Regions from separate parts of the Homo sapiens genome. Here region 1 is linked to region 2. Evidence: chromatin loops called from intact Hi-C (ENCODE). Cell type or tissue: mammary epithelial cell. All regions are shown on one strand. Links, peaks and the distances in the headings refer to the core of each region. The heading gives the core; the rest is flanking DNA. Region 1 has its middle 16 kb from the start of TLE6. Region 2 overlaps TLE5 (TLE family member 5, transcriptional modulator).

Region 1 (11,980 bases), core at 1,673-9,672, 94 kb after region 2:
TGGTGGCGGGTGCCTGTAGTCCCAGCTACTCGGGAGGCTGAGGCAGGAGAGTGGCAGACGGAGCTTGCAGTGAGCCAAGATTGCGCCACTGCACTCTAGCCTGGGTGACAGAGCGAGACTCCATCTCAAAAAACAAAAAGAAAAAAGGAAGTTTGATGCAAATTTTTGGGGTTTGCAGCCTTTTATTTTTTTCTTTTATTTTTTTGAGACAGGGTCTCATGCTATTGCTCAGGTTGGAGTGCAGTGGCCCCATCATGGCTCACTGTTGCCTCAACCTACGAGGCTTAAGTCATCCTCCCACCTTAGCCTTCTGAGTAGCTGGGACTACAGGCATGTGCCACCACGCCTGGCTATTTTTTATTTTTTATTGTTTTGTAGAGGCAGAGTCTGGCTGTGTTGCTCCGGCTGGCCTCAAACTCCTAGGCTCAAGTGATCCTCCTGTCTCGGCCTCCCAAAGTGCTGGGATTACAGGTGTGAGCCCCGTGCCCGGCATGCAGTCTTTTGTGATATTTTCTTGTTATCAGGCATCCATGCATGAGAACGCACTATTCAAAGCTGTCCCTGGCTCTATTTGTCACTTTGCTGTTGTTGTTGTTTTTTTGTTTTTAGACAGAGTTTCACCTTGTCACCCGGGCTGGAGTACAGTGGCGCGATCTCGGATCACTGCAACCTCTGCCTCCTGGGTTCAAGTAATTCTCATGCCTCAGTCTCCTGTGTAGCTGGAATTATAGACACCCGTCACCACGCCCAGCTGATTTTTTTTGTAGTTTAGTAGAGACTGGATTTCACCATGTTGCCCAGGCTGGTCTTGAACTCCTGAGCTCAGGCAATCTGCCAATCTCTGCCGCCCGAAGTGCTAGGATTACAGGCATGAGCCACTGCACCTGGCGTCACTTTTTTTTTTTTTTTTTGAGACGGAGTCTCGTTTCGTCGCCCCAGCTGGAATGCAGTGGCACAATCTCGGCTCACTGCAAGCTCCGCCTCCCGGGTTCACACCATTCTCCTGCCTCAGCCCCCCAGTAGCTGGGACAACAGGTGCCCGCTGCCACGCCCGGCTAATTTTTTGTATTTTTAGTAGAGATGGGGTTTCACCGTGTTAGCCAGGATGGTCTTGATCTCCTGACCTTGTGATCCGCCTGCCTCGGCCTCCCAATGTGTTGAGATTACAGGCGTGAGCCACCGCGCCCGGCCTTTTTTTTTTTTTTTTTTTTTTTTTTTAACACAAGTCACTCCATTTTGATTCTGACAACTTTCTTTTTTTTTTTTTTCTTTCATACGGAGTCTCGCTCTGTCTTCCAGGCTGGAGTGCAATGGCATGATCTCGGCTCACTGCAACCTCCGCCTGCCGGGTTCAAGCGATTCTCCTGCCTCAGCCTCGCAAGTAGCTGGGACTACGGGTGCACTTCACCACACCTGGCTAATTTTTGTATTTTTAATAGAGACGGGTTTCACCGTGTTAGGATGGTCTCGATCTCTTGACCTCATGATCCACCCGCCTCGACCTCCCAAAGTGCTGGGATGACAGGTGTGAGCCACCGCACCCAGCCTGATTCTGACGACTTTCATATGAGTAACTATAACAACTCAATGTTTTCATCAACCACTAAATCCCATTTTACATAGGAGGAAATTAAGTCCCAGAGAAGCTAAGTGACCTACTTAGGACCACACAGTTGCTAAGTAAACTAGGATTTTATCCCAGGCAGTCTTGCTCCAGGAGGTATTCCCATAACCCTTACGCCATCATAGAGAGATCCAGTTAGGATCTGCTCAGGTAGTGGCATTAGACTGGACCTCCTCATGAACCCAAGCTTGGAGGAAGGGGCATCCACATCCACTCCAAAAGTGGGTTTTGAGGGCCAGGCACGGTGGCTCACGCCTGTAATCCCAGCACTTTGGGAGGCCGAGGTGGGCGGATCACCTGAGGTCAGGATTTCAAGACCAGCTGAGTCAACATGATGGAACCTCGTCTCTACTAAAAATGAAAAAACTAGCTGGGTGTAGTGGCGCGCACTTGTAATCCCACCTACTCGGGAGGCTGAGGCAGGAGAATCACTTGAACCCGGGAGGCGGAGGCTGCAGTGAGCCGAGCTCCCACCACTGTACTCCAGCCCGGGTGACAGAGTGAGACTCCACCTCAAAAAAAAAAAAAAAAAAAAAAGAAGTGGGTTTTGAATCTCCTGGACCTGGCTTTCCTCTCAAAAGAAATCCAGAGACATTAGTTAGCTATTGCTGTGTAACAAATTGCCCCTAAACTTGCTGGGCCATTTACACGAATTGTTGAAACAATCAACATTTATTATCTCACAGTTTCTGATGGTCCAGAATCAGGGGGCAGCTTTGTTGGTTCAACATAGGGTCACTGATGAATAATTATTCATGTTCAAGCCTCTATTTTTTTTTTTTTTTTTGAGACAGGGACTGAGACTCACAGGCTAAGTGCAGTAGGGTGATCACAGCTAACTGCAGCCTCAAACTTCCAGGCCCGAGCGATCCTCTGGCCTCAGCCTCCTGCGTAACTGGAACTACAGTCCCCTGCCACCACGCCCAGGTAATTTTTGTTTGTTTTTGCAGAGACAGGGTCTCCCTATATTGCACAAGCTGGTCTCGAACTCCTGGGTGTTTGAGTCTTTCTTTATCCCCTCTTCAATCGAACACCCTCTGTCATCCAGAATTCAATTAACAAATCTCTTCTCAGTGATGTTTCTCTTATTGTATTTATTTATTTATTTATTTATTTATTTTGAGACCCAGGGTCTCTCTCTTTTGCCCAGGCTGGAGCGCAGTGGTGTGATCTTGGCTCACTGCAACCTCTGCCTCCTGGGTTCAAGTGATTATCCTGCCTCAGCCTCCTGAGTAGCTGAGATTACAGGGGCGCACTATCATGCCCAGCTAATTTTTGTTTTGTTTAGTTTTGTTTTTGAGATGGAGTCTCGCTCTGTCGCCCAGGCTGGAGTGCAGTGGCGCAATCTCGGCTCACTGCAAGCTCCGCCTCCTGGATTCACGCCATTCTCCTGCCTCAGCCTCCCAAGTAGCTGGGACTACAGGCACCTGCCACCATGCCCGGCTAATTTTTTTTTTTTTTTGTATTTTTAGTAGAGACGGGGTTTCACCGTGTTAGCCAGGATGGTCTCGATCTCCTGACCTCATGATCCGCCTGCCTCGGCCTCCCTAAGTGCTGGGATTACAGGCATGAGCCATCACGCCCAGTCTACTTTTTTTTTTAGTAGAGATGGGGTTTTGCCATGTTGGCCAGGCTGGTCTCAAACTCCTGACCTCAGGTGATCCCCCTGCCTCAGCCTCCCAAAGTGCTGGGATTACAGGTGTGAACCATCGCACCCAGCAGACACTTCTCTGATTTAAATCACTCCATCTTTCCCGAGTTTTCCTAATCGTCCCACCACCCTGTGATATTTTCTTGTTTGTTTCATTCTTCCTTGTCTGTCCTGGACGGGCTCTGTAAATTATTGCTAGAAGGAGATGACTGAGTGGGGAGAACTTTTTTTTTTTTTTAAGATGGAGTCTCGCTCTGTCGCCCAAGCTGGAGTTCAGTGGCGTGATCTCGGCTCACTGCAGTCTCCGTCTCCCAGGTTCAAGCAATTGCCCTGCCTCAGCCTCCTGAGTAGCTGGGATTACAGGTGCGCGCCACCATGCCCGGCTAATTTTTGTATTTTTAGTAGAGACAGGGTTTCACCATGTTGGCCAGCCTGTGCTTGAACTCCTGACCTCAAGTGATCCACCCGCCTCAGCCTCCCAAAGTGCTGGGATTACAGGAGTGAGCCACCGTGCCTGGCCAGAGTGGGGAGCACTTTAACCCACCCACATGCATGTTTTTTGGTGTCTGCTTTCCTTGGATGTCTCAGTTGCGAGGGTCCACGCTAGCTTTGCCCCTATGGCATGCCTGGGCCTGATGGGGCCCTGCACTTCCTCTGGACACTGGTTCCCATCAAGGCCAGTTATGGTAGCTCACACCCTCAGTCCCAGCTACTCTGGAGGCTGTGGCAGGAGGCTTGCTTGAGCCTAGGAGTTCGAGACCAGCTGGGCAACATAGCAAGATCCCATCTCTACAAAAAATAAATAAATAAAAAACAAAAAAAGAAAGTAAAGGATTGGAGTCTTTTGAAGGTCAAGCTGTGGATCGTAGTTTACATTTTACCCTTTAAGAACCATCCCCTCGGGCCAGGTGCAGTGGCTCAAGCCTGTAATCCCAGCACTTTGGGAGGCTGACGCTTGCAAATCACCTGAGGTCGGAATTTCGAGACCAGCCTGGCCAACATGGTGAAACCCCATCTCTACTAAAAATACAAAAATGAGCCAGGCATGGTGGTGCATGTCAGTAATCCAAGCTCCTTGGGAGGCTGAGGCAGGAGAATCGCTTGGACTTGGAAGGTGGAGGTTGCAGTGAGCCAAGATTGCACCACCACACTCCAGCCTGGGTGACAGAGGGAGACTCTGTCTCAAAAAAAAAAAAAAAAAAAGAAGGCCAGGCGCGGTGGCTCACGCCTGTCATCCCAGCACTTTGGGAGGCTGAGGCGGGTGGATCACCTAAGGTCAGGAATTCAAGCCCAGCCTGACCAACAAGGTGAAACCCTGTCTCTACTAAAAATACAAAAATTAGCTGGGCGTGGTGGTGGGCACCTGTAGTCCCAGCCACTCGGGAGGCTGAGACAGGAGAATTTCTTGAACCCAGGAGGCGGAGGCTGCAGTGAGCCGAGATCATGCCACTGTACTCCAACCTGGGCGATGGAGTGAGACTCCATTTAAAAAAAAAAAAAAAAAAGAAGAGAACCATCTCTTCCGGGCTTGGAGAGGGGATGTGGCTTCTCCTGGTTCCGTGGTCAAGAGACTCAACTCCCCCAGCTAATTGGTATAAATTTAGAACTGAGTGTGGCCACAGTTAGTTAAACAAGGCATTTTAGGCTATTGAGGGGAAATTCCCAGCTGCCCAATTCTTCATTCCAATCAGGACTCCTAAGTGAAAGGGATGGGTTCATCCCATTGAGACTCTCAAGGCAGGGAGGGGCTGTTCTGAATTGAACTTATGGTCTCTGCTACCCCCTACAGGTCAAATGTTATATGAGCGCTTCGTTGACGTAATTTACATAAGATGACGTCATACATTTAAAGCATATTGTTCAATGACTTTTAGCAAATGTGTCCAACTGCACAACCATAACCACAATCCAATTTTAGAAAATTTCCATCACTAGGCCGGGTGTGGTGGCTCACGCCTGGAATCTCAGCACTTTGGGAGATCGAGGCGGGCGGATCACGAGGTCAGGAGATCAAGGCCATCCCGGCTAACAGGGTGAAACCCCCGTCTCTACTAAAAATACAAAAAAATAAGCCGGGTGTGGTGGCGGGCGCCTGTAGTCCCAGCTACTCGGGAGGCTGGGGCAGGAGAATGGCGTGAACCCAGGAGGCGGAGCTTGCAATGAGCTGAGATGGCGCCACTGCACTCCAGCCTGGGCGACAGAATCCGTATCAAAAAAAGAAAGAAAGAAAGAAGGAAATTTCCCTCATCAGAAGAATGTTCCTCTTGTCTGTTTGTTGTTGTTTTCAGACGAAGTCTCGCTCTGTCGCCCAGGCTGGAGTGCAGTGGTGCGATCTTGGCTCACTGCAACCTCCGCATCCCGGGTTCAAGTAATTCTCCTGCCTCAGCCTCCTGAGCAGCTGGGATTACAGACAGGCGCCACCATGCCCGGATAATTTTTGTATTTTTAGTAGAGACAGGGTTTCACCATGTTGGTCAGGCTGGTCTCGAACTCCTGATCCGCCCGTCTCGGCCTCCCAAAGTGCTGGGATGACAGGCATGAGCCACCACGGCCGGCCTCTTCTGTTTTTGTTTCTCTTTTTGCAAAGATGGGGTCTCGCTGTGTTGCTCAGAGTGGCCTTGAACTCCTGGCCTCAAGCGATCCTCCCACCTCAGCCTCCCAAAGACTTTCATATCTTTAAGTCAGTGGTTCTTAAATTTGAGTGTGCATCACAATTACCTGGGGCGGGGGGTGTTAAAACTCAGATTGTGGACCCCCAACCTAAGACTTTTTCAGGCAGCAAATCTGGGCCTGGGGCCTGAAAACGTGCATTCCTAGCAAGCTCCCAGGTGACAATGCTGCTGCCGCCACTCAGGGAACCACGGTTTGAGAACCGCTACTCTCTTTTTTTTTTTTTTTTTGAGACGGAGTCTCGCTGTCTCCCAGGCTGGAGTGCAGTGGCGCGATCTCGGCTCACTGCAAGCTCCGCCTCCCGGGTTCACGCCATTCTCCTGCCTCAGCCTCCCAAGTAGCTGGGACTACAGGCGCCCGCCACCAGGCTCGGCTAATTTTTTTATGTTTTTAGTAGAGACGGGGTTTCACCGTGTTAGCCAGGATGGTCTAGATCTCCTGAGCTCATGATCCGCCCGCCTCAGCCACCCAAAGTGCTGGGATTACAGGCGTGAGCCACCGCGCCCGGCCAAGAACTGCTACTCTCAATACTAAAGCTCAGGCCGGGCACGGTGACTCTCGCCTGTAATCCCAGCACTTTGGGTGGCTGAGGCAGGAGGATCACTTGAGCCCAGGAGTGGCCAACATGGTGATCAGCCTGGCCAACACGGTGAAACCCACCTTTACTAAAAATATAAAAATTAGGGCCGGGCACGGTGGCTCACGCCTGTAATCCCAGCACTTTGGGAGGCGGAGGCAGGCGGATCATCTGAGGTCAGGAGTTCGAGACCAGCCTGGCCAACATGGCGAAACCCCGTCTCTACTAAAAATAAAAAAATTAGCCGGGAGTGATGGCGCGCACCTCTAATCCCAGCTACTCGGGAGGCTGAGGCAGGAAAATTGCTTGAACCCGGGAGTCGGAGGTTGCAGTGAGCCGAGATCGTGCCACTGCATTCCAACTTGGGTGACAAGAGCAAGACTCCATCTCAAAACGAAACAAAACAAAAATTAGCCGGGCATGGTCGCGCATGCCTGTAATCCCAGGTAGTCAACAGGCTGAGGCAGGACAATCTCTTGAAACTGGGAGGCTGAGGTTGCAGTGAGCCAAGATTGTGTCACTGCACTCCAGCCTGGGTTACAGAGCGAGACCTTGTCTAAAAAAAAAAAAAAAAAAAAAAAAAAAAAAACTAAAGCTCAGCGTTCTATTTTTGGATTTGCAATGGTGATTTTTGATTCCATGCAATAATAGAGGACGGAGCTTTGCTACACCCCCACCCTGCCCCCCATCTCGCTGCCCGCTCTCTGTCTTCTTATTTGAGACAGGGTCTTGCTCTGTTGCCCAGGCTGGAGTGCAGTGGCACGATCATAGCTCACTGCAGCCTCAACCTCCCAGGTTCAAGCAGTCCTCCTGCCTCAGCCCTGCCCAAGTAGCTGGAACAACAGGTGTGTACCACCATGCTCCCCTAATTTTTGTATTTTTTGTAGAGACTCAAAAAAAAAGTTAGGTAAGATCCCGTCCCTCCTCTGCTGATACTCATCCTATGGCCCCACTCACTCAGAGGCAAAACTGAAATCTTTGGAATGGCTTTTGAAGGGCCCTTGGGATCTTTTCTTTTCCTTTCTTTCTTTCTACAGAGTCTCGCTCTTGTCACCCAGGCTGGAGTGCAGTGGCACTATCTCAGCTCACTGCAACCTCTGCCTCCTGGGATCAAGTGATTCTCCTGCCTCAGCCCCCTGAGTAGCTGGGATTACAGGCACTCGCCACCACACCCAGCTAATTTTTGTATTTTTAGTAGAGATGGGTTTCACCATGTTGGCCAGGCTGGTCTTGAACTCCTGACCTCAGGTGATCCGTCTGCCTCGGCCTCCGAAAGTGCTGGGATTACAGGTGTGAGTTATCGCGTCTGGCCTGCTTGCTTGCTTGCTTGCCTGCCTGCCTGCCTGCCTGCCTCCCTCCCTCCCTCCCTCCCTTCCTTCCTTCCTTCCTTTCCTTCTTTCTTTCTTTTATTTCTTTTTCCTTCCTTCCTTCTTTCTTTTTTCTTTTCTTCCTTTTTTTTTTGACACAGGATCTTGCTCTGTTGCTGTGTTGTGGAGGCTGGAGTGCAGTGGTGCAATCATAACTCACTGCGACCTCCGCCTTCTGGGCTCAAGAGATCCTCCCACCTCAGCCTTCCAAAGTGCTGAGATTATAGGCATGAACCACTGCACCCAGCCGGGCTCAATTTTTGCACCAATCCTATCTTCAGCCCTGGAGTCAGTTGGGCATCTTATTAAGTATGCGGATTTCTGACCCCAGCGTTGGGCTTCTAGCTCAGCAGACTGGGGAGTAGAACCTGGGGGATCCCTAGGAGACTAACATCTTTTTAGGGAGCTTCCTGATGGGTTTGGGGGATGGGAGCGTTAGAGGGAGGTGGGTGTGATTGTAGAAGGATCCAAGGGGACATCCTTGTGGTGCGGACAAAGTTCTGTACCTTGACTGTGATGGATACACAGACTTACCCAGGTTAACTTCACACACACACACACAGACACACACACACACACACACACACACACAAGTAAAATGGGGCCATGGGAAGAAGATGGATAGATTTTAACAGCGTCAATATCAGGGATGTGGTAATGTACTTTAGTTTTCCAAATGTCACCATTGGAGGAATCTAGGCCAAGTATAGAAAAGATGTCTGTACAGCAAGACTCTGTTTCAAAAAAAAAAAAGAAAAGATCTGTCTGTATTTTTATCATTATTATTTATTATTATTATTATTTGAGACTGAGTCTCGCTCTGTCCTCCAGGCTGGAGTGTAGTGGCATGATCTCTGCTCACTGCAAACTTCGCCTCCCAGGTTCAAGCAATTCTCCTGCCTCAGCCTCCTGAGTAGCTGGCATTACAGGCGCCCGCCACCACGCCTGGCTAATTTTTTTTTTTTTTTTGTATTTTTTGTAGAGACAGGGTTTTGCCATGTTGGCCAGGCTGCTCTCAAACTCCTGACCTCAGGTGATCCACCTGCCTCAGCTCCCCAAAGTGCTGAGATTACAGGAGTGAGCCACCGTGCCCGGCCAATGTCTGTGTTATTTCTTAGAACTGCATATGATTCTACAATTATCTCAATAACAATTTCAGTGAAAAAAAGAGACAAGCTAATAGAAATGTAAGAAAACCATGTTATGATGAGAATACCAATAGCGTTAGAAACCAGAAAAGAAAAATAAACGGATACATTGTCTGCAGATTGCAAGCAATGGTCATTTGGAGCTAAATGAATGAATTTTCCCTGTCATTGTCCAATTACAATGCTTTTACCACGATAAATTTAAGAATAACATCCAGGATTAAATACAAAAAGCAAAGAGCTTCTGGGTGATTCAGGTTAGCAACTTTGTTTTGGATGACCCGTCTTCAACTGCCAACAGACTATTCTCAAATTCCTGAAAGGGCGAGGCGCAGTGGTTCCTGCACCTGGCACTTTGGGAGGCCAAGGCAGGAGGATCACTTGAGACCAAGAGTTTGAGACCAGCCTGGACAACATGTAAGAAAATTGAAAAATTAGCCAGGCGTGGCTGGGCACCGTGGCTCACACCTGTAATCCCAATACTTTGGGAAGCCGAGGCGGGTGGATCAGGAGGTCAGGAGTTCAAGACCAGCCTGGCCAAGATGGTGAAACCCCGTCTCTACTAAAAATACAAAAATTAGCTGAGCGTGGTGGCACGTGCCTGCAATCCCAGCTACTCAGGAGGCTGAGGCAGAGAACTGCTTGAACCTGGGAGGCGGAGGTTGCAGTAAGCCAAGATCACGCCACTGCACTCCAGCCTGGGCGACAGAGCAAGACTCCATCTCACAAAAAAGAAAAGAAAAGAAAAGAATAAAAAGAAAAATTAGCTGGGTGTGATGGCGTGTGCCTGTAGTCCCAACTTCTCAGGAGGCTGAGGTAGGAGGATCACTTGAGCCCATGAGGTCAAGGCTTTAGTGAGCTATGAGGCTGCAGGTACTGCTGCCACACTTGCTAATTTTCATATTTTTTTGTAGAGATGGGGTCTGGCTATGTTGCCCAGGCAGATCTCAAACTCCTGGGCTCAATCGATCCTCCTGCCCCAGCCTCCCAAAGTACTGGCATTACAGGTGTGACCTACTGCACCCAGCCCAACTTTTTACTTTGATATAACTTCAAACTTACAGAAAAGTTGGAAGAATAGTACCAAGAACCCCTGAACGCATCTTTCCCCGCGCTTCCCCCATGCTATTTTTGTGCCTTCTGTTGCTTTATCCTTCTCTGTGTGTGTATGGACATGCGTATTTAATATATGCATATTCTCCCCCTTAACTCAGAGCAAACAGCATTGTTTGCCTTCTGTGAACATTTCCAAAGAACAGCAAAGTGGTGGGCTGGGTGCGGTGGCTCACACCTGTAATCCCAGCACTTTAGGAGGCCGAGGCGGGCGGATCACCTGAGGTTGAGAGTTCGAGACCAGCCTGACCAACATGGAGAAACCCCGTCTCTGCTAAAATACAAAATTAGCCAGGCGTGGTGGCGCATGCCTGTAATCCCAGCTACTTGGGAGGCTGAGGCAGGAGAATTGCTTGAACCCGGGAGACAGAAGCTGCGGTGAGCCGAGATCAGATCGATCACACCATTGCACTCCAGCCTGGGCAACAAGAGCGAAACTCCGTCTCAAACAAAACAAAACAAAACAAAACAAAACAAAACAAAACAAAACCCACAAAAAAACAAACAGCAAAGTGGGACGTTTTGGGTGTAAAAGTGTGCCCTCTGGTGGTCATGCAATTTTTCCATTGACGTCATTATATATTCTAGATACAATTAGTATAATTGATTCTCGTTATCTGCGGGTTTCTTGTCCTCGAATTCTGTATTTGCTGGTTCCATACCCGTGGATTCAGCAGAATCGAAAATATTTGAAGCCAGGCGTGGTGGCTGCACCTGCGGTCCCAGCTACTCTGGAGGCTGAGGCAGGAGGATTGCTTGAGCCCAGGAGTTCGAGGCTGCGGTGAACCGCCATCCCACCACTGCACTCCAGCCTGGGTGACAGGGCAAGACCCTGTCTCAAAACAAAACATTTAAAAAAAAAATGGAGAGAAAAGAAGAAGAAAGCATTTTAATAAAAACAATAAAATTAACAATACAAGAAGAAAAATAATGCAAAGTTTAAAATACAGTATAACAACTATTTACATAGCGTTGATGTTGCACTAGTTATTATAAGCAACTTAGAACTGATCTACAGTATATGGGAGGGTGTGTGGAGGTTTTACACAAATACGGCACCATTTTATTTTATTTTAATTAATTTATTTATTTTGTTTAAGACGGAGTCTTGCTCTTGTCGCCCAGGCTGAAGTGCAACGGCATGATTTCAGCTCACTGCAACCTCTGCCTCCTGGGTTCAAGTGATTCTCCTGCCTCAGCCTCCCGAGTAGCTGGGATTACAGGTGCCTGCCACCATGCCCAGCTGATTTTTGTATTTTTAGTGGAGACGGGGTTTCACCATGTTGGCCAGGCTGGTCTCGAACTCCTGACCTCAGGTGATCCACCTGCCTTGGCCTCCCAAAGTGCCGGGATTACAGGCATGAGCCACCGCACCCGGCCACGCCTTTTTATTTTATTTTTTTGAGACAGGCTGTCACTCTGTCCCCCAGGGTAGGAGGCAATGGTGTGATCTCAGCTCACTGCAGCCTTGGCCTCCCAGGCTTAAGTGATCCTCTCACCTCAGCCTCCCAAGTAGCTAGTACCACAGGCCCCAGCTACCACACCCAGTTAATATTTGTATTTTTTGTAGAGATGAGGTCTCACTATGTTGGACAAGCTGGTCTCAAACTCCTGAGCTCAAGCAATCCTCCCACCTTGGCCTCCCAAAGAGCTAGGAATATAGGCGTGAGCCACCGCGTCTGGTTACTGCACCATTTTATATCAGGGTCTTGAGCATCCACTGACTTTGATACCTGCAGGGATCTTGCAATCTCCTGCAGACATTGAGGGACAACTGCGTGTATACATTTCACAAATATTTTTTCTTTTTTTATGGGGGGATGGAGTCTT
Region 2 (11,980 bases), core at 1,508-9,507:
ATCACTTGACAAATACTGAATTCATTTATTTTAAACAGCCCCATTTTGTAGAGGAGAAAACCGAGGCACAAAAATAGTTAAATAATTTGCCCAAAGATTCAGCTGTGTGGCTTCAGAGCCCCTCCCTCCTCCCCAATACCCCCAAGTCCCCCATTGGATAAAAGACCTTCCAACAATTGGAGTTACGGCACGGACTCGCCATCCCTCAACCCCCAAAACAGAAACATTCTGCAGCCTGGTCATCTCTCTCTTTGCCCAGTTTTGGAGAAAGGGTTCCCAGCACCCGTCAGATTCTCCAAGGTGCTGCTTCTTTCAGAAATCTGGCGTTTCTGAAGAGCTTGCCACGCTGCGGTATCTAAGGGGAAGGAACTATTTAGTCCTCTTACACTTAAAGAAACTTAAGCCCAGGCCAGGCGTGGTGGCTCATGCCTGTAATCCCAGCACTTTGGGAGGCCGAGGAAGGTGGATCACTTGAGGTCAGGAGTTCGAGACCAGCCTGGCCAACATGGTGAAACCCCGTCTCTACCAAAAATACATAGTTAGCTGGGTGTGGTGGCGGGCGCCTGTAATCCCAGCTACTCGGGTGGCTGAGGCAGGAAACTTGCTTGAACCCGTGAGGCGGAGGTTGCAGTGAGCAGAGATGGAGCCACTGCTCTCCAGCCTGGGTAACAGGGAGACTCTGTCTCAAAAAAAAAAAAAAAAAAAAAAAAGAAAGAAAAAAAGAAACTTAAGCCCAGAGATGTTATGATGTTATTTCCTCGGGGGTGTCCATAGCATTGAGGAAGTGGCAAGGCTGAGGTTTGCACCAGGTCTCTCTCCTGGTTTAAGGATATAGGTTCTCGCCTGCCCTGCTCTGGAGGGGCACGCCGGGCCTGGGAATCTGGAGAAAGTCAGGCTATGCTCAAACCCCCGTTTGGCCTTGGGGCCCTCTCTAAACTGAAGCGTGCCCACCCCAGAAGTGTTCCTGGAAGGATCCTGGATTTCCTCCAAGTAGAAAGGGGAATCTCGATTTTGTTGTTGCTGCTGCAAATATCCCACCTTTTTGGGTACTCCCTGTGTGCTCAAGACCGTTCGTGCCTCCTCGTGCTTCATCCTTCCTGTCGTCCGACTGTCGTACCCATTCTCAAGCTGGGCAAACTGAGACACTGACAGTCGAAGGTGCTGGAGTCAGCTTTCCATGCAGGCCCCAGAAGCTTTTGTGCGGGTTCCTCGATATGAAGGGTTGGATACCGCCTGGTGAGCCCCGGGGCTGACCTGATTCCACAGGGAAGGGATCAGATGGCGGTCACAGTGCTGTGTGACCTCTGCTAAGCCGGAAGCCCTCTCTGAGCTTTGGGGTCTCCATCCGCTGGGCCTGGGCTTCCTGCTGTCCAACGAGGGACCCTACCATATCAGAGGCACACACCGGATGTTCGAGGCGTAACAGCCCCTGGGTGGCCAGACCATCCTATTTTTCAAGAAAGGCCAGAAATGCAGGCTTTGGAGTGAAACTTCTTTTTTATTTTATTTTATTTTTTTGAGACGGAGTCTTGCTCTGTCGCCAGGCTGGAGTGCAGTGGCGCGATCTCGGCTCACTGCAACCTCCACCTTTGGGATTCAAGCGATTCTTCTGTTTCAGCCTCCCAAGTAGCTGGGATTACAGGCGTGCACCACCACACCCGGCTAATTTTTGTATTTTCGGTAGAGACGGGCTTTCGTTATGTTGGCCAGGCTGGTCTCAAACTCCTGACCTCAAGTGATCCACCCGCCTTGGCCTCCCAAAATGCTGGGATTACAGGCGTGAGCCACTGCACCCAGCCCCGGTTTTTTTTTGTTTTTGTTTTTGTTTTTAATGGTAGCAACAAATGCACATTTTAAAAGAAAACTAGAGAAAAATTGGTGGCGGCCAAAGCATCCCTAACCCGGCACACTCTTCTCCGGTGGAGCAAAATGCCAGGTTCCTGGGGTATCCTAAGATCCATGTGCATTTATGGGATGCTTACTGTATGCCAGGTACTGTTCTAGAACTTTTCTTGTCTGAATTCATTGACTCTTCTCCACCCCACCCTGCGAGGTTGTTAGTGGTACCTCACAGAGGAGGAAATGAAGCCCAGAGAGGTAGTGGAGTTTGCCTAGAGTCACACAGCAGGGAAGACGAAGGGCTGAGCTTTGAACCCAGTCCGAGAGGGGGTGGGGATGGCAGAAGCAGGTAAGCCACAGCCAGGTCCGCAGGGCCCCTGTGCTGGGTTGGATTTAAGTAGGTTAAAGGACACCTCCCCCACCACCATCACCAGTTCTTTTCCTGGACTGGGAGGCCCTCCTGCCTGCTCTCTTCCCTCCGGCCATGACGCCCTCATGGGGGCTTTGAGAAACGCCCCACAGCTCATCCTTCCCGGGAGGGCCTGTAGGAAGCTCTGGTGTCAGCCACCCGGACTGGCCAGGTGGAGTGGGAGAAATGGTGTGTTTTGTCCCAGCTAAAGAAAAAAGGCTGTTAGGAAGGACTAAGAGGGAGCTGAGGGGTCTGCCTGGGAAGTCCAGGCCCCCCATGAAGCTAGGGTCCCCTTGGGAAGTCCAGCCGGGAGCCGCCTTGCAGCCCCAGACCCTCTCAGCCTCTTTGTACGTTCTATTTGGGTCTGGAAAATTTTCCCCTGTGGTTGAGAGCTTGGGCTGCTGCTTGGCTGTGTGACCTTGAGCCAGTTCCTCACCCTCTCTGGGTGTCCACTGTGTCATCTATAAAAGGAGCGTGACAATGACGTTGCGGGCCTCGTCGGGACCGTGAGAGGTGAAGGCTCGTGAGACTCTCAGAGCTAGCGTTACCGTGCCCCCTCTAACTTCTGTTGTTCCTATAATGTTACTATAATGTTGCTTATTTCCCCCCAACCAGATCTGCAAGGGTGGTTTCATCACCCCCTTCTTACAGTCAGGGGCCCTGATGCTCTCCCCTCCCCGCAGCATCACAGAGAGCTCAACTCTTACCAACTTCCCTGCCCCTCAATTCAATGTCCTCAGCCCCTATGAAAGTTTACGGCTTCATTGACCAGGCACGGTGGGTGGCTCATATCTGTAACCCCAAGCACTTTGGGAGGCCGAGGAAGGAGGATTGCTTGAGCCCAGGAGTTTTTGAGACCAGCCTGGGCAACATAGGGAGACCCCCGTCTCAATTTAAAAAAAAAATTATTGCTTGACCCTCTGAGAATTGGCTGATCTTGCCCTTACAGGGGACTTGGAGCCTCAGTTTCCTCCCCTGGATAACGGAGGGTGGGGGGCTCCCGCCCAGCCGCCACTAACCACCCCATCTCCCCCCTGTGCCTCCTCAGCCTCAAGCTCGAATGTGACAAGTTGGCCAGTGAGAAGTCAGAGATGCAGCGTCACTATGTGATGGTAACGTCACTCCGCCCCCAGGTCCAGTGTTGGGGGCGGGCGACAGGGCCCTCCACATCCCCTCCACCACGGGCAGCTGCTCCCTCAACCCCGGCCACCTCCCCTGGGAAGCGCGAGGATCGGGGCCTGTTCTCCATTCAGCCGGCCCCTGCTGGGCTGAGCCTGCCTCGCTAGCCTGGCAGATGGCCGAGGCAGTGGCCGAGGTGCCAAACCGCCGGGTTGCAGACCGGCCCTGCCAGGTCCCCCGGCTGTCCTTGGCAGCGGAGGAGGGAGGAGAGGGAGGCTCACCGGCTGTGAAAGCCAACAGCCAGGAACTGACGTGGGGGAGCAGCCGAGTCCCTCCCCACCGCCAAGGTCCCAGCGTCCACACGCTTAACCCCTTTGGGCCCGAGCTCAAAGAAGAAGCCTGTGGGAGGGGGTCTGAGCCCTACCCATTTCGGGGGGCTGATGTGTGACACTGCATTGCTGCTGCCAGAACCACTTGCTCGGTTTTGTAACTGCCAGGTGACGATTTCTGCATCAAAAATCCCCTCCCTTACCCACCCTTGGCCTGGCCCTCGAGCAGCGATGCTGGGGTCTCAGCCCAGTACCCAAATCTCCCAGACTGTGGGGGAGGCAGAGCCAGACCCTGACCCTCCCAGCCAGAAGAATAGGGCTGGGGTCAGAGAGAGGGACCTAGGACCTGCCTGAGGAAGACTATATGGAGAAATGGGGCACACAGCTGGGGTCTTGCAGGATGAGTAGGAGTTCACCAGACAGAGACAGAGAAACTACGTGAAGGCCTGGGAATGAACTTGGTTTTCCCCCAGGGGTGACAGGGAGCCATGGGAGGGTTTAGAGCAGGGGAGGGGCAGGGTGAGATCTGGGGCTTGGGGTGGGGGTAGCTGCTGGCCCCAGAGCCAGCAGGCTTTGTTTACCCCTCACTGTTTATACCTAGGCAGGCAAACTTCCCTGGCGTCTGGGCCCACCCGCAGACAAGACATAGAAAGATACAAGATTAGGAGCCCTGGAATGCGTGTTCTCGCGGTGCACATGGAGTGGGGGAGGAGCCAGGCCAGGGCTAGGGACCTAAAGTGCCCCCAGTCTCCATCCGCAGCCCCAGCGGCCCCCTGCCCCTCTCCAGGGCGGGCTGGGATGCTGGGTGTGGGCGTCTCTCCCTCCTCTTTCCCTCCCACCTGCCTCTCCTTTCTTTCCTGCCCTCAGCTGTCTCTTGCTGTCTCCCCCCTTTGTCTGTCTCTGCCACTCCCCTATCTCTTTGTCTCCGTGTCCCCCCATCCTTCCCCACCCCCATCTCCCGCTCCCCCTCTCTCTCCCCCATACAGTACTACGAGATGTCCTACGGCTTGAACATCGAGATGCACAAACAGGTACGCCCATCTCCTCCTCCTCCTCCTCCTCCTCCTCCTTCCCCCTCCTCCCCCCACCTCCAGCCCCGCCTTGGGCACCCCCAGGCAGGTAGCGGCCGGCCCTCGGCTGGGCACCAAGCCAGCCCGGTTATCCTGTTACCTCCTAAGCCCTCCCCAAGCTCCCGCTCTCCTCCCCCCCGCCCCGCCTCTTTTTCAGGCCTCCCTGGGAGTGTTTCTCCCGGTGGTGGGGAGGGGCAGAGACCTTCCCCACAGCCTACGGCCCCCAGCCCTCCCTACATTCGCACAAGCGCTTACTACCTGCCAGGGGCCTGAGTGGCCGACCCCCGAGGAATGTGCAGTCTGGCCTCATCCTGCACTTACCTCACTCTAAGCTGCAGGCGACAGCCGGTGTCCAGCCCCACCTTTGCCACTGACTGGCTGCCCTCGGGCCCGAACACGGCTTTGCTCATCCCACCCTGGCCAGACCTAGCCCCTCTTAGAAGCCGCAAGTGGCAGGGCTGGGCCGGGCCCCGCGCAGGCCTCCTGTGGCTAGCCTGCACCTGCCACCCGCCCAGGACTGAAGCCGGCTTCATCTGTGTGTTCCAGGCTGAGATCGTCAAAAGGCTGAACGGGATTTGTGCCCAGGTCCTGCCCTACCTCTCCCAAGAGGTAAGAGCCAGGGCCTTGGGGAGGGGTTGTGAGGGGGCCCCGCACTTGCCCAGCCCCTGTCCACTGCAGCCATCTTGGGTGGTGTGCTGGGCGCCCCAGGGCACACGCCTCCCCTCTCTGGACCTCCCTGGCTCTGAACACCAGAGCCGGCCTGTGCAGAAGAATCCCCGGGCCAGAGACACTCCAGGGGTGCAGGCGTGTGGGGGGCGGGCCTCACCCTGCTCTGGAATTCCCAGCTGGAGTGAGTCATGTCATAGGTAGAAATGTCAGATGGGCCTAAACTGCACCAGGAATGTTTTTTTCTCATCTCTCTTCCTCCTTTCACCCTCTTGAGACATCCTCCTCCAGGCCATGCGGGCTGCACAGGACCAAGGACTAGAGGGTGTTAGGGGATTGTGGGGGAAGGGGTAGCACAGGGTGGTCACACATGGACACAGCCACACAGATAGGCACGAGCACATCAACACACGGGAGATACACAGATGCAGACACGGATACACGTGTGTGCAGACAGCACAGGGACACGCATGCAGGAATGTGCAGCTACACGTGGGCACACGTGATCCTGAGCACACATTACCACATGCACACACACACCCAGATGAACCTGACGCCCAGCTCCTCTTCTCCTTTCTTGGGTTCTGAGGCTCAGGATGCGAGGCCGCCCCTCCCCAGGGCCATGTAAGGCCCATCTCCTGTCCCTGCCAAGTTTACTGTCAAAAGTTTGTAACTTCCTCTTCAATCCCTGTGGGTATCTCAGGATCCTTTGGGTGCCCTGCTTTGCCCAGGGACAAGTCTTAGCAGGACCCAATGAAAGCCCTAGAGAAAAGGGCACTTGGAGCCCTTCAGAACAGAGGCTTCCTGGTAGCCAAGGCAAAAAGGGAGATTGGTAGATTCTAGCATCTGCTGGCCACAGAGTCAGGTGTTTGGGGAGAGCTCAGGGAGGAACTGCCCTGAATCTGAGCCCATTCCCCAGCCAGCCCTGCCAGAATTCATTGGGCCCTCCCCAGCCATGGTAGGAGAAGGGCTCAATTTGGCCAGACTCAGGGCACAGTCTTGGAGCTCCTAGGATCAGGACGTCCCTGTACAGTTGGGCAGGTTGTGTACTGCACAAACATTCACATGTTTCACATCTTTGCAGGTGGCTGTGCACATAGGATAGGTCAGGATCCAGGGTTTCTCCCGGGCTCACTCAAAAGCTGTTTCCTAACTACTTAGCACAAAACCCTTTTAATTGTTTTCTGCACTTTTCCATTTGTCTCTGTTGGCCAGACGAAGAGACGAGCTTGGTGAAAGGAAGCAGTTGGAGAGAGGGAGGGTGCTTTCTGATGGGGTTGAAAACCACTGGGAGGAGCAGACATGATGGCCCACTTGGTAGTGGGGCTCCTCCTGGCCTCAGGGCCGTCCCCCTCTCCTCTCCCAGGATCAGGAGGAATCACTGCCTCTCCTCTCCCCCGACCCCCTTCCAGCACCAGCAGCAGGTCTTGGGAGCCATTGAGAGGGCCAAGCAGGTCACCGCTCCCGAGCTGAACTCTATCATCCGAGTATGTATGGGGACCTGGGCGGGTGGGCGGGGGACAGGTGGGCCCCAGGCAGCTAATGTTCCCCTCCCCCGCCCTGCAGCAGCAGCTCCAAGCCCACCAGCTGTCCCAGCTGCAGGCCCTGGCCCTGCCCTTGACCCCACTACCCGTGGGGCTGCAGCCGCCTTCGCTGCCGGCGGTCAGCGCAGGCACCGGCCTCCTCTCGCTGTCCGCGCTGGGTTCCCAGGCCCACCTCTCCAAGGAAGACAAGAACGGGCACGATGGTGACACCCACCAGGAGGATGATGGCGAGAAGTCGGATTAGCAGGGGGCCGGGACAGGGAGGTTGGGAGGGGGGACAGAGGGGAGACAGAGGCACGGAGAGAAAGGAATGTTTAGCACAAGACACAGCGGAGCTCGGGATTGGCTAAACTCCCATAGTATTTATGGTGGCCGCCGGCGGGGGCCCCAGCCCAGCTTGCAGGCCACCTCTAGCTTTCTTCCTACCCCATTCCCGGCTTCCCTCCTCCTCCCCTGCAGCCTGGTTAGGTGGATACCTGCCCTGACATGTGAGGCAAGCTAAGGCCTGGAGGGTCAGATGGGAGACCAGGTCCCAAGGGAGCAAGACCTCGCGAAGCGCAGCAGCCCCGGCCCTTCCCCCGTTTTGAACATGTGTAACCGACAGTCTGCCTGGGCCACAGCCCTCTCACCCTGGTACTGCATGCACGCAATGCTAGCTGCCCCTTTCCCGTCCTGGGCACCCCGAGTCTCCCCCGACCCCGGGTCCCAGGTATGCTCCCACCTCCACCTGCCCCACTCACCACCTCTGCTAGTTCCAGACACCTCCACGCCCACCTGGTCCTCTCCCATCGCCCACAAAAGGGGGGGCACGAGGGACGAGCTTAGCTGAGCTGGGAGGAGCAGGGTGAGGGTGGGCGACCCAGGATTCCCCCTCCCCTTCCCAAATAAAGATGAGGGTACTAAAGTTGTCTTGGTTTTTATTTTATTATTATTTTTTTCTTTTTCCAGTATACTAGCTTGTCTTTTAAGAAAGGGGATATTAAAAAAAAAAAAAGACAAAAGTGTTTTTAAAAAAAAGCAACACCCACACCTGTGTCTGTATATAGTCAGCTTATCTCGTGTTCAATCGTCTGATCTCTACAGAGAGAAGTGGAAAATGCTGTATCAAGGGTGGGCTTAGCTGTGCCTTTCCAATAAAGATGTGAGAAGCTTCGGTGCTGTGTCCCTGCCTCTGTGTTGTGGCTGCCCCCGGGGGAGGACGGGGTTCCTTCCAATGTGAGACATCCTCCTAGAACATCAGGAGTTCCTAGCTGTGGCCCGGTGCGGTGTGGCTCACGCCTGTCATCCCAACACTTTGGGAGGCTGAGGCAGGCAGATCACTTGAGGCCAGGAGTTCGAGACCAGCCTGGCCAACATGGTGAAACCCTGTCTGTACTAAAAATACAAAAAAGCTGGGCGTGGTGGTGGGCAACTGTGATCCCAGCTACTTAAGAGGCTGAGGCAGAAGAATCACTTGAATTCAAGGAGGTTGCGGTGAGCTGAGATCGCACCACTGCACTCCAGCCTGGGCAACAAGAGCAAAACTCCATCTCAAAAAAAAAAAAAATACAAAAAGTAGCCGGGCATGGTGGCGTGCACCTGTAATTCCAGCTGCTTAGGAGGCTGGGACACAAGAATTGCTTGAACCCGGGAGGCAGAGGTTGCAGTGAGCTGAGATGATGCCTCTGCACTTCAGCCTGGGCGACAGAACAAGACGCTGTCTCAAAAAAAAAGAGTTGGTGGGTCACGCTTCTGCATTTGGCCTACACTGCTCTGATGCCTAGCCCAGAGAGGGTGAGCTGAAGACTTCAGGTCACACAGCATGGCCCAGGTGGTTGATGTTTAGACAGGCAGTTAAGGGGGCTTAAAAAGGCGAAGGGATCCCTAAGCTAGTAAGTGGGGAGGCTGAGGTGGGAGGATTGCCTGAGGCCGGGAGTGCAAGGACAACCTGAGCAACATAGCAAGACCCCATCTCCTAAAAAAAAATTTTTTTTTAATAATAAAATAAGTGAGTCAGTGGCAGAGCTGATTTCTGCACCCGAGATCTGAAGACCTAAAGGACATTCTCTTCCCTTAGAGAAAGAGGAGGCCCCAGTGCCCACACAGGTACACTTCTTTTCGGTTCTGGGTGGGTTTTTTTTGTTTGTTTGTTTGTTTTTTTGAGACAGGGTCTCACTCTGTTGCCCAGGCTAGAGTGCAGTGGTGTGATCACAGCTCACTGCAGCCTCAACTTCCCTGAGCTAAAGTGATCCTCCCACCTCAGCCTCAGCCTCCTGAGCTGGGACAGTGGGCATGCACCACCATACTCGCCTAATCTTTTGTATATATATATATATATATATATATATATATATATATATATATATATATATATATATATAATTTTTTTTTTTTTTTTTTTTGTAGAAATGAGGTTTCACCATGTTACCCAGGTCTCAAACTCCTGGGCTCAAGCAGTCCTCCCGCCTCAGCCTCCCAAAGTGCTGGGATTACAGGCGTGAGCCCCCGTGCCTGGCCAGTATACTCAGAGAGAACACTGACTCGCCCCAGCTGAGCCTCCATCCTCTAAGGAACAGCCAGAAGCCCCCCAACCCCCACCGCCTCACCCAAGCTGCACCAGCCGTGGGGAAGCCAGAAGGAAAGGGGATTGCCCCCAGTTTTCCCATCTTGGCCTCAGCCCCTGGCTCCTCTGGGACTTGGGCCAAGGGAACATGTTGCTGCCCACCCAGCAAATGGGAGATGGCCATTTCTACTCTGGAGGGACTTCACGGCAGGAGGAAGTCCGAGCTGAGGGGAGCTGACAAGGGTGGAGATGGACAGCCGACATTGGGGAAAATGTCTCATGTCCCTGAGGAGAGGGCTGGGAGTGGAGGGGACAGGGCTGGCTGATCACACCAGCCTCCTGGCAGGTCCCACCCCATCTCCACTGCAGCCAAAGTGCCTCTAAAAATGCCAGTTGCAAGGGATCATCCCCTGCTGACATTTACCCTTGTTGAAACCTGAACACGCCTAGGCACACCCCTTGGCAAGGGTAAATTCTTCTTATTTCCTTTTCTTTTTTGAGATGGAGTCTTGCTCTGTCGCCCAGGCTGGAGTGCAGTGGCACAATCTCGGCTCGGCTCACTGCAAGCTCTGCCTCCCGGGTTCACGCCATTCTCCTGCCTCAGCCTCCCAAGTAGCTGGGATTACAGGCGCCCGCCACCACGCCCAGCTAATTTTTTTTTGTATTTTTAGTAGAGACGGGGTTTCACCATGTTAGCCAGGATGGTCTCGATCTCCTGACGTCGTGATCCACCCGCCTTGGCCTCCCAAAGTGCTGGGATTACAGGCGTGAGCCACCGCGCCCGGCCAGCAAGGGTAAACTCTTACCTCTACTTCAGAAGGCCACTTGGCACCACATAATCCAGCAATTCCCCTCTTGGATCCATCTCCCAACGGAAATGTCATATGAGTCCATCAAAAAGACCCGAACAATTGGCCAGGCGCGGTGGCTCACGCCTGTAATCCCAGCACTTTGGGAGGCCGAGGTGAGTGGATCACCTCAGGTCAGGGGTTCAAGACCAGCCTGGCCAACATAGTGAAACCCCATCTCTACTAAAAATACAAAAATTAGTCGGGTGTGGTGGCAGCCGTGCAGTCCCAGCTACTCAGGAGGCTGAGGCAGGAGAATCGCTTGAACCCGGGAGGCGGAGGTTGCAGTGAGCTGAGATTGCGCCACTGCATTCCAGCCTAGGTGACAGAGTGAAACTCCATCTCAAACAAAACAAAACAAAACAAAACAAAAAAACAGACCTGAACAAGAGTGTTTAGAGCTGCTGTAATTTGTCATAATTGCCCCCAATCAAATAGATGGATTGTGACATGGTCACACAGCAGAATACTACACAGTCATGAAAAAAGATAGGCTGCTCCTGGTGGCTCACACCTGTAATCTCAGCACTTTGGGAAGCCAAGGTGAGAGGATCGCTTGAGGCTGGGAGTTCAAGACCAGCCTAAGCAACATAGTGAGACCCTATCTCTACAAAAATATAAGAATTATGGCCAGGCGCGGTGGCTTATGCCTGTAATCCCAGCACTTTGGGAGGCCAAGGCGGGTGGATCACAAGGTCAGGAGATCGAGACCATCCTGGCTAACACGGTGAAACCCCGTCTCTACTAAAAATACAAAAAATTAGCCGGGCGTGGTGGCAGGCGCCTGTGGTCCCAGCTACTCGGGAGGCTGAGGCAGGAGAATGGCGTGAACCCGGGAGGAGGAGCTTGCAGTGAGCTGAGATCGCACCACTGCACTCCAGCCTGGGCAACAGAGCAAGACTCCGTCTCAAAAAAAAAAAAAAAGAATCAGCCGGGCATAGTGTTGTGCACCTGTGGTCCCAGCTACTTGGGAGGCTGAGTGAGGAGGATTGCTGGAGCCCTAGAGGTCAAGGCTGTAGTGAACTATGATCATGCCACTGTACTCCAGCGTGGCTGACAGAGTGAGATTCTGTCTCAAAAAAAAAAAAAAAAAAAAAAAGATTATCTTTGGCTCTCACTGCCCTTGGAATTAATTCGAAATTCTTCACCTCGGCCCAGGAGACCCTACCCATCCCTCCTTTCACTCCTACTCAACAGGCTGCAGCCAAGGTGAAACATCTTGCTGTCCCTTGCCTTGAGGCCTTTTCACATGCTGTTCCCTCTGCCTGGAACAGGGTTCTCTTTATTTCCCCTCCCAGGCATTCTAATTCTCTGAGACTCCCTAGAAGTCACTTTTCTGAAGGCCTCCTCTGACTCTCACCCACCAAAAGCAGGGTGGGTTTCGCAACATCCCTACCCCAGTTCCCACACAAAGACCCTGAGTCCAGCCAGACACGCTGGCACACACCTGTAACCCCAGCACTTTGGGAGGCTGAGATTGGAGAATCACTTGAACCCAGGAGTTCAAGACCAGCCTGGGCAACATAGGAAGACATCATCTCTACAAAAAATAAAAATAAGGCGGAGTGCAGTGGCTCATGCCTGTAATCCGAGCACTTTGGGAGGCCAAGGTGG

The links. A loop is a pair of places that touch in the nucleus more often than their neighbours do. Peaks named below come from ENCODE experiments on the same cell type or tissue, not always from the same donor. Only the 100,000 strongest peaks of a DNase experiment are listed, where the experiment ranks them.
Region 1: it touches region 2 in a loop (4-fold over the local background); 21 of 110 quality-filtered maps call a loop at or near these places.

Annotation. Positions count from the first base shown.
Region 1 is chr19:2,955,337-2,967,316 of GRCh38, reverse strand. No RefSeq gene overlaps it. Among named protein-coding and RNA genes, the nearest start is that of TLE6, 16 kb to the left of the region's middle. In mammary epithelial cell, for the core only: a CTCF peak has its summit at 5,058 (motif pointing left); no DNase peak of the experiment used is centred there.
Region 2 is chr19:3,049,059-3,061,038 of GRCh38, reverse strand. TLE5 (TLE family member 5, transcriptional modulator) reads left to right here. Exons shown (of 7, transcript NM_001130.6): 3 at 3,297-3,360; 4 at 4,683-4,727; 5 at 5,313-5,375; 6 at 6,845-6,919; 7 at 6,999-8,129. The coding sequence ends at 7,220. Among named protein-coding and RNA genes, the nearest start is that of TLE5, 7.4 kb to the left of the region's middle. RefSeq lists a silencer at 1,320-1,523 and enhancers at 2,477-3,041, 3,042-3,606, 5,866-6,431. In mammary epithelial cell, for the core only: no CTCF peak of the experiment used is centred there; DNase peaks (open chromatin) are centred at 3,578, 4,828 and 5,608; H3K4me3 peaks cover 467 bases; H3K27ac peaks cover 506 bases.